Linked DNA regions of Homo sapiens: region 2 is linked to region 1. The links are chromatin loops, found by intact Hi-C in ENCODE. Cell type or tissue: dorsolateral prefrontal cortex. All regions are shown on one strand.

Region 1 (4,000 bases):
CTATTAGGAGAGTTCAAATATTATAAAACTTTTTGACTATTCGTGTTTAATACCGCATTTTAGCTAATTTGATGATTTGTTGTCCTTAAGTTGCACTTGTCTTTATTTCCTTTTCTACTCTCTTCTTCATTCTCTCATCTCTCTCCCTTTACTCTTGAACTTTTATATTTTCTCTGTCAAAGTATGTAGCTTAAAAATTAAATACTAGAAAATTCCAGTTGCTGAGATTGTGATTATAATTGGTTACATTCTAGTTGCACAACTTCAATAAGCTTAATTTATACTTTAATAATATTTTATAATGGATTTACCCTAGAATAATGTTAGAAGAATAAAAATGAAATTAACAAAAAGTTGCTTTTGATCAGCACAAGATGTTAATATTCTTAGATATTGTCTTGATATATAATGTTTATATTATAGTTAAGGTAGTGTAGGTAAATGCCAGAAATTTATTGTCTGTTATTTGAAAGTTAAAAAAAAAGCCTAGACAATATTTCACAACTTTGTTCATATTTTATAGACTGTTACTTTCTTCACTCATGCCTTATTAATTTCCCATTAAAACTCTAACTCTTAGGAATATGATTTAATATATATCTGTAGAATACAGGTATTTCACAAGTTAAGAATATGTGAAGTGATGATCAGGCAGTTATACAGCATCTGACAGTATATAGAATTAAAGCTGAGTCAGAAGCCAAAAAACATAATTAGGAGAATTGCTGGGATTACAAAAAAATAGGAAAGAAATCTAAGCCACAGATTAGCTTCAGTCCCACAATTACCTGAAACAAGACTGATGAAATTATCAGGAGAAAATAAAATATAAATCCATTTTCATGGATAATTTGATATTCAAAGTAGTCACTTTCACTCTTTCAGGCCATTGGGAGAATGATGCAACCAATTTAATGAATTACTACCCACGTTAACAGCCTAAAGGGGTGGGGGAGGATATATTTCCTCTGTTTCATATTACCAGGAAGTTTTAGCTACAATGAAAATCTATGTAGCAGGAGAACAGAAAACATATTTTTATGGTTTACGTAGGCTGGAAGCAACAAGAAGAACTTTTTTCTGAAGAAAGCAAAAAAAAAAATTGATGCCATATGCAGAAATTATTGCTGGAGTTTAATGGACTGAGATGGCCTTAGGAAGGAGGAAAAAATGACTATTAACTGTTTCTAATGATTCAAAACAACAGCTACCTCTACAAAAATTGTACTCTACCACTGCTCACTAAATACGCTCCTCACCATCACCACTCCCCATCATGCTTGTGCTGACAACATCCATGAATTAAACAATTGACATTTTAAAAAAAACCCATGGTTACCTGAAAGCTGAGGTTTCTGTCTTCCTATGCCAATGTTCCTAGTTTTGGATGAGATGAGGAAAAATACAGTTGTGCATGTAAAAGTTACGTTCGCTTGAATGTTTGCATATTTTACATTTGAGTGCAGGCATCTATCAAGGATGCAAACCAAAGTGAAGCAAAAAGAGTATTTAAATCACGCGTGGATCTTAGAGACAGAGAGAGACATCTACTGGTCCATTTACTACCAATCCCAAGCGCCTCCCCCTCCACTGTAATTAATGTAACGTTTTCTCTCTTTACAGCTGACAGCCAAGAGCATAATTAGAGTCTAATAAAACACAGAAAAGTCACAAATGCAAAGTGGAATAAACAGTAAACAGTGAGGGAAGAGAAGATCCCGGAGTGTGATGGCTGGGTAATGTCTTAGATAAACTGTGTGCACATTGACACTGTCACGCTCTCGGCAGCCCCAAGTGTGCTGGTAGCCTGGTGCAGACAGACAGCTCGAATTAATCCCAAGAGAAGCGCATGACAGGCGAGTGAAGCAGACAATTAGAATGAAGGAGGAAATTGGAAATGGCAAAGGTGTGAACATATGTCAAATTACAACTAAATGATAAATTACAATTCTGTCATTGGAATAAGCGGTAATTAAGAAAGATTTCAGCTATCCTTCTTGAAAAAAAATAAGAGAGAACCACGTTTTTCCCCTCAGTTTAGATTTGTTTGCTGAATTGTTTCCATCCATCTCACACATGGTGCTGTATCTTCCTGACTTTGGAGCTGCATTATTTGTGTACATTAAGGATAATTCTTTTCTTTCCTCTTCTCCATTTTCCAGACTGGCAGAATAATAGTGTTAAAATGAAGAGGAAGCTGATAGTATCTGATATAAAAACCTGCAATGAGATTTAAAAAAAAAATAAAAAAAGAGAGGTTTGCTGCTGAAGCTGCTGCGGCACTCTAATTATTTTAAACAAGCACTGCACAGTCCAGCTGACAATTAGGAAAGCCTGCTCTATGGCTTGGGGGAGTCATATGAAACCTCATAATCACTGTATACACGTCCTTTTCGTTTAGACAGTAATGAATGTGGGTGGGGTTTCTTGGCAGTTTTTGGCCACTTAACCACAATTTAAAACAGCTGTGTAATTATCATGAGTTTTTGAATCCAACATCGAATTCCAATTTAGAGTTTGTAACACCTGTGGTTTGTTACAACCACTAGGACTAAGGCAGGGGAATGACAGAAGCAAAAGTGCAGTGCTGGCAAAAACCACCCTGGAGAGGGCATGTTGTTGTCCCATGGGGCTGCTGCATGCCAAGACACAGACGAGGCAGGAATCTTCACAGTGGCAAATCTCACATGTAAACATAAGGTGCTGTGTGCAGGAAGGTTTTCTTCAGCAAAGTCAAGACAGGATATTCTGGTCTTGAATTCTTAAAAAAGTGGACATTTCTGACATATAACCCTTGCAAACTCTATTTTTTAAAAAAGTAAAAAAAAAAAAATGCCAGTGGAAAGGGCTATACAGGTCCTGAACCCAAGATGACGATTTGAATATTTAGCACATTTCAAAAGAGATAGAATTATTATTTGGTTAATACTTAATCATTAATTTTATAAATGCAACAACAATAACAGTAGTAATAATAATTTATGTGAGGATTTAGACTGAAATAAAATTTTTTGATAGGTAAGCAAAACATCCACCACATATCATTTTAATATTTATAAGATAAGCTAAATATTTTTTGCATTATATATTTTTGCAAGTGTATGTAACATTAAATAGCTATAGTTCAACCTTTACAGAATAGTGACTAAATACAAATATATAGTATTGAAAAAAAGATTGAAATAGTGAAAACTTAGAACATACGCGAATATTTACATCTTTTTTTTTTCACCCTTCCTCTAGGGCAAAAAGGAGGCAAATATCTAAAAAGCTAAATAAAATTCTCTAACAGAGAGGTCAGAAGCTCCAATGATCTTCTGAGATAAGTCAATTTCCAGCAGCTGTGGCCAGATATTGTAGTTCAAGGCCTTGAAAGCTTAATTGGGGAAGCATGTTAAAAGTTAAAGGGCCAGAATCATGTTAATTACATGAGGTTTTCCTTGTAGAAAATCTGCCCAACACAATGCTACCCTCTCTCTTCTGTAGATAAGGGTATGCTTCACCACATTTCTGTAATTTGACAAGGTTTATTTTAAAAGCAATATATTTAGAGTCATCTGTATGCTTCACAAGTAACAGAGCCTAATGTGTTCATTCATTGCATTCCTAGTACAACTTGGGTTAAGAAGCCACAGACATTGCATGCCAGAACTTTAGAAAGATCCAAATATGGAACAAATTGCAATCTGAGTTTCAAATCTTTCTTCTTTGAGGAAGTAAGGTGTGAGAAGAAAAAAGGCAGAATGATAATTGTTGTTCCAATACTGTTTACACCCAGAAATAGAAGTTCTCTTATGGAAACTTGAATATAGGAGAGTAGCCAAAAAAAACTTGGAATTTTACTTTAAATGGAGAAAAATATTCATAAAATATAATCTGATAGAATAATTATTATACATTTGTTACTATAACAAAGTAAATAGTAGTCTGTATAATAAAAGTTACATGTAGATTGATGTCAATCTTCAGATTTTACACTTTGTATATAGAGAGAAAGGCA
Region 2 (4,000 bases), 57 kb after region 1:
AAGCAAAATAATGAATTAATTCTGGAGTACTTAAGTAGAAATCATTGATGCCACAGTGTGCTCAGGGCACTAGATATGCCTCCTTGGTGATTTTCATAGTTCTTGCAACAAAACTTTTAAAATATGAAGAAACTTGAAGTCAAATATTTGAGCTATTTTAATCTAGAACTGAACTGTATATATTCTGTATCTAGAACATCCATAAAATTAATTCAAAGCCATCTTCTATGCCAATGCCCCTGCATAAAATGACACACTACACTCCCTCTTCACTAACAATGACTCACTTTAGCAGTGACGTTACTTCTGAGTTTCAGGTGTAGGAAGATAAGCAAATGGATACGTTGTTTTTAAAGAACCCCAAGTGGTTCTACTCAGTTTTACTTCTTACCATCTCCCTCCTGAGAATCTCTGGATGGAAAATGAGAATTGCAATGATGTTAAATGGGAAATACATCTTCTGAAACACACACACACACACAATATTTCTCTTCGTAAAGCTAAAATTAACTGAGCACTTTTTGTTAGACATATTTTGACTACTTTAAATGCATTGTCTTGTTTGAACTTCAAGATAGCCTTAAGAAGTTGACATTATTTCCAACTTTACAGGTGAAGTGCCCAGACACAGTGAGGTTAAAATACTTAACTAAGACTGTAGAGTAAGTTAGTGGTTGAACTGAGGTGTGAACCTATGCTATCTGGTTTTAGAGCTTATACTCTAAACCATGAGGCTATGTTGCAAAGAAAATGTATTTTGGCTAAAATATAAACAAATCTGATTTTTTACATAAAATGCATAATTTTGTTGTTTGATACCACTCTGTTCTTGCTTGTGCTGCCAAGCCTGCCCTTCTACTTCTTTCCTTGCTCAACTTCTATCCATCCTCCAAGACTCACCTTAGTTACAACCTGCTTCAAGACCTCCATGGAACAAACAAAAGGCTCTAGGCCTCCACATATAACTCCATCAGAGTTCTTTATTCATTCCTTCTCCAACGAAGTTATCACAGGTATCATGCGTCAAGCTCTGTGCTAGACATATACATCATTTAAATTGCTCATTTAAAAAAATCTCTAGTTTTGATGGCAGGGTTTTATTAAATTTTGCCTCTCTGGAGCCTGGCAAAATGGCTGGCACATAGACTGCTTATTATTTCTAAAACTGAAATAAAGATTAATATGTTGTATCTAGTTACATCAATATCAATGATCCACAGTAATAGATAAGGCTTTTCCAGAATACCAGAGAGTGTAGGCAGAGATTCAGACAGAACTCTAGGCCTCTGCTGTAGCCAGTTTCCTGTAATTTGTTTAATTAGTATGATCAACATTTTCAAGTGCTTCTATGTGTCAGGTCCTATGTTAGGCACAGAAGAGAATACAGGTTCCAAAAATGAATAAGGTTTATTCTCAGCCCACAAGGAGTATATAGTCCAGTGGAAGAAATAGAGTATATACTGGGCTATTTTAAATGAGTGTGATAAAGACCACCATAATACAGTTACAAGAAAAAAATCACTCTGAATTGAAGTGACTTAAGAGTGCTTCTAAGAAAAGCAGCCTTCTGGATTGCAACTTAGAACTCTGCTTGGTTCCAAAGGGAACTTCAGGAACAGAGAAGACCCTCAATAGAAACATTGTAGAGGAATAATATTTTGAGATATTAACTATGATGTGCTTCCTGTAATATATTTTATCTTACTTTTTGTCCCCTTTCCTATTCTCCTGCCCACATTAGGGGAGAGATATCACAATATGCAAAGAAAACCCTCTTTATTTTCAAAACCCAAAGCCTTTAAATCTCAAAACGCAAGGATTTTGCAGTGGAAGAAGCTAAGCCCTGAACCATTAAAGGCATAAGGTTTATTCCATAAACAAGGAATAAAGAACCAGACCTCCCTACACAGACTACACAAGGATTCCACTAAGTGAAATGAAAAGTAACCCAGGAGGAAGCTAGGGCTTAGATGCTGGTAGGTTTCTGGAAAGAACCCCTAATTCTGATCTACCCTAACTTTGGAAGGTATAATTAAATGCCTAGATAGGACTGAGATACCCAAACCAAGATGGGACCTATTTAAACCTAAAAATAAGAATAGTAAGATCTAGCCTTGATCAAGCACTTAATAAGGCCAGGCATTATTCTTACCAAATTTTATTTGAGTAATAACCAGATTATGAAGGAATTATCACTCAGTTTCACCATTTTGTGATGACAAAACCAGGTCACAGAGAAGTAATTTGCCTAAAGTCCCTCAATTAGAAATAGCAGAGTTACTATTTGAACCACGGAAGTCTGACTCTAGATAGTGAAAGGGCCAAGGCAATGCTTTCCTTCTGCCCTCTAGAGGTTTGCTGAAAGTAAGCTGACAATAGACAGATTCATAGGAGAAAAAGGCATACAAAATGTATTTAAAGCAGACTAACATAGAGCCATACACAAAATATAGGTTTTAAAGAGGGGCCATATGGCTGAGGCTTTCAAAATTTCTATATTTGGGAGAGATGTAGAGAGACTTTATTTTGCAAATAATACTCTTGGGAAGCTGGATGAGACTGACAAGTTAGGGAAACCTAGAGGTGGAACTACACAGGAACAAAGGTTGTCTTTTTATGCAGATACGATTTCTTAGGTAGTCTCTTGAAGAAGCTGCTCTCAGAAGAATAGATGAAAATCTGTCTGGGTGTAGTGATGACTTTTAGTTATCTTCTCTCCAGTGATTATTGTTTCCTGGTTTTTTGTTTGTTTGTTTGTTTATTTGTTTGTTTTGATGAGATTCTTAGAGAAGCAGTGTCTCAATGCAATTATATTTCTTTAGGAAAGTTAATTACCTAGTCAGATAAGGAAATTCCAGAGAAAGTTTCTCCTGGTGCTTCAGGAAAGTAAGAGCATCAGAGAGACAGGGGGCCTGGGAGAAGTCAGAGAGAGATCTTAAGGCTGCCTCTTTGGTTCAGCATGCCAAAGCACCGTGTTTTGGGGTATCATTTTCTGAGCCTCAACAATAGGCCTCAAAATCACTGTGCTAACTGAGGAAAACAGAATTACCTAAGATTTCATTTCTAACACCAGCTAGGATGAAAGATCAACATGAAAACAATGAGTTCAGTTATGAAAAAAAGAAACAAGTTATCTTTTTTTGTTGAATAACTGAACTGTGGACATAATCGTAATGAGAGCTTTTCCATGAATGACTTTTTAATCTCTCCAAATGGTTCTGTGAGTGTAACTATTATTATCAATTTAAATATGAAAAAGTAGATCACATATGTAAATTCATCTGAAATTTCATGATTAGTATGTAGCTCAGCAGTATTTGTACTCATGCAATTTGACTCCCAAATCTATGTTCTCAATCACTATACCATCGATGTGCTAAATAAATGGTCACAGCAGTGTACATAAAAATGTTCTGCTTGGCCGGGAGCATGGTTCATGCCTGTAAGCCCAGCACTTTGGGAGGCCGAGGTGGGCAGATCACGAGGTCAGGAGATCAAGACCATCCCGGCTAACACGGTGAAACCCCATCTCTACTAAAAATACAAAAAATTAGCCGGGCATAGCAGTGGGCACCTGTAGTCCCAGCTACTCAGGAGGCTGAGGCAGGAGAATTGCTTGAACCCAGGAGGTAGAGCTTGCAGTTAGCCAAGATCACACCACTGCACTACAGCCTAGGCAACAAGAGTGAAACTCTGTCTAAAAAATAAATTAAAAAAGAAAAAAGAGAAGAAAAAAAAGAAAAGGAAAGGAAAAAGAAAAGAAAAGAAAAGAAAAAAAAGAAAAGAAAAGAAAAGAAAAGAAAGAAAAGAAAAGAAAAGAAAAGAAAACAAAAGAAAACAAAAGAAAAGAAAAGAAAAAAAGAAAAGAAAAGAAAAGAAAAGAAAAGAAAAGAAAAGAAAAGAAAAGAAAAGAAAAAGAAAAGAAAAGAAAAGAAAAGTGCTGCTCAGTCCAGGCACGGTGGCTCATGCCTGTAATCCCAGCATTTTGGGAGGCCGAGGC

What was found. A loop is a pair of places that touch in the nucleus more often than their neighbours do. Peaks named below come from ENCODE experiments on the same cell type or tissue, not always from the same donor. Only the 100,000 strongest peaks of a DNase experiment are listed, where the experiment ranks them.
Region 2: a loop joins it to region 1, with 6 times the contacts of the local background. A loop is called at or near these places in 1 of 110 quality-filtered maps.

The regions. Positions count from the first base shown.
Region 1 is chr4:104,392,919-104,396,918 of GRCh38, forward strand. LOC105377350 (a long non-coding RNA gene) reads right to left here and starts at 1,493. Exons shown (of 3, transcript XR_939033.3): 1 at 1,340-1,493. In dorsolateral prefrontal cortex, CTCF peaks have their summits at 1,568 (motif pointing left) and 1,769; DNase peaks (open chromatin) are centred at 1,803 and 2,623; H3K4me3 peaks cover 2,089 bases; H3K27ac peaks cover 1,745 bases.
Region 2 is chr4:104,449,436-104,453,435 of GRCh38, forward strand. No RefSeq gene overlaps it. Among named protein-coding and RNA genes, the nearest start is that of CXXC4-AS1, 40 kb to the right of the region's middle. In dorsolateral prefrontal cortex, CTCF peaks have their summits at 2,349 (motif pointing left) and 2,549; no DNase peak of the experiment used is centred here; H3K4me3 peaks cover 595 bases.